Regions from separate parts of the Mus musculus genome. Here region 1 is linked to region 2. A link is a loop called in an ENCODE intact Hi-C map of the cell type or tissue named here. Cell type or tissue: left cerebral cortex. All regions are shown on one strand. Links, peaks and the distances in the headings refer to the core of each region. The heading gives the core; the rest is flanking DNA. Region 1 has its middle 63 kb from the start of Gm31096. Region 2 has its middle 38 kb from the start of Gm30944.

What was found. Hi-C counts contacts between places; a loop is a spot of excess contacts. Peaks named below come from ENCODE experiments on the same cell type or tissue, not always from the same donor. Only the 100,000 strongest peaks of a DNase experiment are listed, where the experiment ranks them.
Region 1: a loop joins it to region 2, with 9 times the contacts of the local background. A loop is called at or near these places in 2 of 42 quality-filtered maps.

Annotation. Positions count from the first base shown.
Region 1 is chr3:85,183,885-85,186,802 of GRCm38, forward strand. No RefSeq gene overlaps it. Among named protein-coding and RNA genes, the nearest start is that of Gm31096, 63 kb to the left of the region's middle. In left cerebral cortex, for the core only: no CTCF peak of the experiment used is centred there; DNase peaks (open chromatin) are centred at 481, 1,320, 2,381 and 2,479; H3K4me3 peaks cover 80 bases; H3K27ac peaks cover 2,323 bases.
Region 2 is chr3:84,983,212-84,986,129 of GRCm38, forward strand. No RefSeq gene overlaps it. Among named protein-coding and RNA genes, the nearest start is that of Gm30944, 38 kb to the right of the region's middle. In left cerebral cortex, for the core only: no CTCF peak of the experiment used is centred there; DNase peaks (open chromatin) are centred at 1,363, 2,017 and 2,322; H3K27ac peaks cover 2,414 bases.

The sequences.
Region 1 (2,918 bases), core at 298-2,797, 200 kb after region 2:
ATGCGATTGCAGTTAAAGTGCCATTTACAATAGCACCCCTCAGAGCACTGGATACACATTAAAAGTTTTTAAAAGTGTTAAAGATCTGTATTGCTTTAAGTATAAGATTTTGGTGAAAAAAAAAACTGATACAAATAGAGATCCACCGTGTCTACCCACTGTGAACTCCCCTTGGACGAAGATGCTCTCCTCCAACCTGGGAGCAAATCATTTCTCCAATAGAAATCATGAAGATGGTTGGGAGACCATTATGGAAATTAGCTTAAGGAAGCAACCAATGAGAGACAGGCTCATGGTGAAGAGTCCGTTCTCTTAACTCCGAGGCGTTTATCACAGGAATGATGAGAACCATGCTGCAGAAAGGATAGGCTGTAGAAAGGACAGGCATTTAGATCAATTGAACAGGGCAGGGAGTCCCAGAGAATGCTATGCACACACTGGCAGCAGACTCTGGATACAGGGAAGGACAGACTGTTGAGCGTGGTGTGGGCGGGGTTACATAAACATAAACAGAGGAGAAGACAGCATTGACACAGACTGCTATAAAACACTCAGGAGAAAAATCTCCGTGGTTCTGACTTAAGCAGTGAGTTCTTGGATACAAACCAAAGAGATTATCTAACTGATAAACTAGACTTGATTTGATAAAAACTTACTTTTTTTTTCTTCAAGAAATAAAAAATAAAGGAAATGGAAAACAACACCAAAAATAAAGAGAATAAGAAAAATAACATGTGGAGAAAACATCTGTAAATCACATATCTGGGAAAGAGCTTGTGTGTAGATGGAAATCTCACAGTTTGGTAGTAAGTAAAAACCAGACTGCTCTATAAAATGCAGGCAAACCATCTTAACAGATGTGTTATCAGAGAAGCCATATAGATGGTAAGTATGCACACAAAAGGGTTTGGCATCGCTGTTGATATACAACTAAAATACCACTACAATTAATTACAGCTAGTTACCCATGAAAATAGCAATCAAACAAGAAGCTGCAACCATGTCAGAAAAACACGGGACCATGGAACAATCATAGCTATGCTGCCGGTGGGAATAAATTGCGATTGTTTTGGAAAACAGTTTGGCAGTTACTTTTCAAAGCTATGAATGCACTGATACCAGCCAATCTGGCTCAGGCTATTTACTGAAATGATAACTTCCAATCGCACCAACCCCCGAGTTTGGGTGTTCACTCTGACTTTGCTCATAATCACCCCAAACTGGAAGCAATCCAGACGTCCTTCAGCTGGTTAATGGGTGACAGATACCTGCATGCTTCTTAGCGATGAGAGAAAACACGTTACTAACACAGTCATGGATCATGCTAAGTGAACGAAGCCTGACTCAGGAAGCCGTACACATACTGTACGGTTCTATTTATGTGCCATTCTGGAAAGAAGCGGAAACCATAGGGACAGAAAATAGATCAGTGCTGCCTGGAGCTGGGGCTGAGGGGTCAGGATTGATTAGAAAGGGGCGTGCGGGAACTTCTGGGGACTGTAGAAATGTTTTCTATCTTGATTGTAATGCAATTTACATGAAAGCATGCGTTCATAGGAGTGGAAGAATGAGGTATAAAAAAGGTGAATTTCAGCAAAACACATAAATTTAATCTCAATGATACAGGAGTGGGAAAAAACAACCCTAAAACGTTGCATTTAACAAGCGAGTCTTCTATCATCTCTCCGCGTGACCCCATGATCACAGTTTATGAAGTGGGTTATGCTGTTGGCTAGGTGAGAAAATGTTTGTGGTTCAAAGAGCCAGTGTTGGACAGTGTGCCCGTGAGCAGCGAAGGTGACAGCGGGCTTTTCTGGGTGTGGAGAAGTCTGTTGCCTGCTCCCTGTTGCCTTTGGACCACCATGCTGTGGGAGATGAATAACCTGCTGGTCCCAGTAGTTTGCCCAACGGAAGTTTTCCAGGGAAGCATTTACAGAGTGCCTCCCAGTCTCAGGGTGATTCTACACCGAGCACCTAGGAGTCCTTGAGATCCTGTCCTTGAGGTAAACCCTCCACTTAAGTGAAAGAGGTCTTGTCCTGCCCCTGCCCCTCCGGGCGGGCGTTTCTGGAGGCTGTTAAGCCTGCTTTGCAGCCTGTGCTCTCAGGAACCCAGGCCAGGAGCTGAGACTCCTGTTGTTCACTGTCACTTTATCCTCTCCGCCCACTCCAGCGAGCCTGGCAGGGAGGCCATCCAGAGAGCAGCGGGTCAACAGATGTATGCGCGGCTTGCGGAGCTGAGGCCCAGCTGGGAGGATTAAGCTGTGAAAGGCCCCACTCTAGGCCCAGACCGTGAATCTCCCAGTTCCTGTGGTTTAAGCATAGCCTGAGTGTGCCCGTGGGAGATCCCTCTTCGCTTACAGACAGAGGCTAGAACACGGGTACTGATTCCACTGAAGTGCCAGGTAGCCAGTGAGGGCTCAAAGGACAACCTTTCATTTGAAGGCCTATACTTATAGAAATTGCTTGTCTGCTTGGCTGGGCTTCTGGGAAGGTATCAACCAAGAGAGAAAGAAAGAATGGAGAAGCTGCTGATTGAAAAAGGAGCGAGCCGCTCTGAACAACAGATCTGTGTTTCTTGTGCCTTGCTTGTAGTAATCTTTCCTTTTTAAGAGCCCTCCAGCCTTGGCATGGCTAAAATTATTTTGATCCCTTATAAGTCACCCTTTAAGAAGTCAGGTCACTAGATTGGGGTGAGGGGATACGGGCGGTTCAAGCGACCTGCACTTTGGGGAGTAAGGGGTGCTTTTAACCTCATGGTACTCCCCGGTTTCTGCTTGGTCAGACGATCCAAGCAAAGACTTCTTGAGCTCTCCACCAAAGAAACCTGTTGGCAAGGCCAAGACCACCTGGCCCAGAGCCAGGCTGGAGAGCAGAGCGGCTGCCTCGGGAGAGACGCGACAGCGTTTGTGCAGGCTCTG
Region 2 (2,918 bases), core at 202-2,701:
AAAAATAGCAGTGTTTGTATTTCAGATCTGATTCTTCCCAGGATTCTGGAGGACAAGGAACCACTGAGGGGATCCATATTTTGCTGACTCTCCTGAACATCTTGGGCCAAAACCTATTTCTTCTGTTTGTCTGTGGACTTTGTTTCACTTGGACAGCTCTGGTCTGCAAGAAACAAAAAATTACTTAGAGATGATCCTTGCAAACCAAAGGTTCCACTATTATGAGCCACAAAAACATTTTGCCAATTTACTTTTTCCCCAAGAGGTTCACAGCTTACAAAAGAAACTGCAAAGCACTCTTCAGTATGAGGTTGCTAACAAGACTTAGATTCACAATGAAGTTCATAAGACTTCATCAAACCGTCCTTCCACCATACTAAGTAATAATCAGAAAAGGCGAGCTTATCAATCTGATGACACTCCCGATAAAGTAAGGTGGTAGTTTAAACACACCAAAAGGATCCAAAAAGGTAAGGATGCAACGAAGAGCACCCGCGGTAAACACTGGATACGGATTTGGGAGAGCTGAAGCTTACTAACTTAGACTTGTCAAAACTGGATCCAGAGTGAGTGCTTAGAATCAGAACCATACAACAAAGTAGTAAATGTGGGTCCCTTCCTTGTGATATGTTTAAGGAGATCATTAGGTTTGTGTATTAGAAGTGCATCTCATTGTGGCATGGCTCTGCCCATCAGGAGGACTACAACTCCCAGCAACCCATGCCCATCTTAAAGTACTACAACTTCCAGTAACTCATTGCCCTTATGTAGCCTCTTCAGTTTCAAGGTGAATTGGCCAGTCTCACAACTTAGTCTTCTCATCTGTAGGTGAGGTAATATGAGGACAACATGACACAATGTAGGTCAAGTTAGTATAGGGCTTGACATGTAGTCATTAAGGATTTGTAGTTATTACTGAATGAAGAAAAAAAAAGAATAAAAGGAGGGCATGGTATACTAGGTACGGTAGAGGAGAAGTCTTATGGTAGATAGGAGGGAGAGTGCAGACAGAGGCATCAGGGAGAGAGTCCATAGTGGACATGACCAGCAGACTGAGGTGGATCATGTGAGGAGAAGTGAGAAGGAAGAAGAGGGATAGAGAGGAGGGAGCTTGGAGCAAGAGGCCAAAAGGGCTGGTGTAGCCAAAATGGCTGGATTCTATAGGGAAGAGCAGCTAGGGGAAGGGCAGCCCAGCCCTTGGGCTGCAGAAGTTTAGGGTAGAGGGCAGAGTATGCCAGCCAAGAGGACCCTGTAACAGGGACTGAGGGATGCTGGGAGAACCTGGCCACCAGATCCAGTTTGATCCAGTTAAATCAGCGCCTCAGCTCTTTGTCCCAGGTTTGAGACCTAACAACTACTCTAACTTCAGCTGCCTTGTACACTTGGACTGTAAATATTTGTAATTGACTTGTGTAATGAAACACTTTTATTACAGATAATCTCATTTTATTGCCAAGCACACACACACACAAGAAGAGAAACTTGCATTAGGGGATCCACCCACCGCCTTTTTTTTAAAGAAAAGTTCTCATGATGCAGCCCTAAATGTCATGGGATGCTCTACATAGACCGGGCTAACCTCAGACTCACAAAGCTATATCTGTTTACGCTGCCCATGTGCTGAGATTAAAGGTATGGACCACTATGCACTATGTATATCTCATTCAGAATATCTCACTGTCTTGCAAACCTGAGGGTGTGTGTGTGTGTGTGTGTGTGTGTGTGTGTGTGTGCATATCATACCAGTGATCCTCATTCTTGACCTATCAATTTGGAAGATATAACAACCACGAGCCTTAACTCAACTGGAGAGAACTGTAGAAAACACGAGTCAGTTTTCTAGTGTTGTGTGCTGGGATCCCCTCAATCTCTCCAACTGCAAAAACAAAAGAGTTGCTAGAGAACAATTTGTTCTCTGAGCTCCGCACAGCAGAGGAAATACAGGAGGAGTGGGGAAATTGTGTTGGGAAAGTCATAAGCCACCTTTTTTAGGGCGGGCGAGATGACTCAGCCAGAAGGGTGCTTGTCATCAAGCATGACAGCCTGCGTTCAATCCCTGAGATCCACACAGTGGAAGATGAAAACTAACTCCCACGAGTTGCCCTTTGACCTCAACATGCCTGTTCCCTCCCTCTACAGGAATAATAAATGTAATTATAATTTTTAAAGAAGGTCTGTTTTCAGGTCCTTGGGCAGGGGGGCAGGGAATTGCTACAGAAGTTAAATACTTCAGTTACATAAGAATTTTTAAAAATAAATGTTACTGGTCTACTTGTGTGCCAAAAACAGCCATCCAAAGAGAGGAACAGCAAGCTTCTGCATTCTGAGGCTTGAAAGGAGGCCAGACCATGCAGAAGGTAAAGGCGTGCACGGTGAATCCTCAACACATCTCAGCAGCCGAGTGCTATTACCATCATCAGGAAGGAGAGACAACCGGATCCAAATTCCATTTCAGCCACCTGTGTGACTCTACAAGTTTTAATTTTTTCTTACACTTATTATTTACTGGGAGACATGTACACGGTGGCATCCTACATGTGTGGAGGCCAGAGTGTGTGACTAATTCACTTTGCAGTGATCATCGTCGTCACTGCCACTACCACTAACAGTGTCTTGGTGACCATTTTCAGACTTACTCATCAATAAGACTTCCGGGGTACAATATTCAAAATGCCTTCCCAAATGTGCCAGGGATCTGAAAGTCTCCCTTTGGGAATATAGTGTGCAGTGGAGTCTCATTTCCTGAGAGACGAAACTTCCATCTTAGCCCACTTCCATCTTAGCCCGCACTTGGGAATCGAAAGCATGCAAAATCATGCCCAGGTTTCTTGGTCTTTCACTGTCAGTCTCTTAAATATGATAGGATGGCTGAGCATTTGGAAAAAGGGTGAAATTTCAGAGTAACACCCCCCACCCAA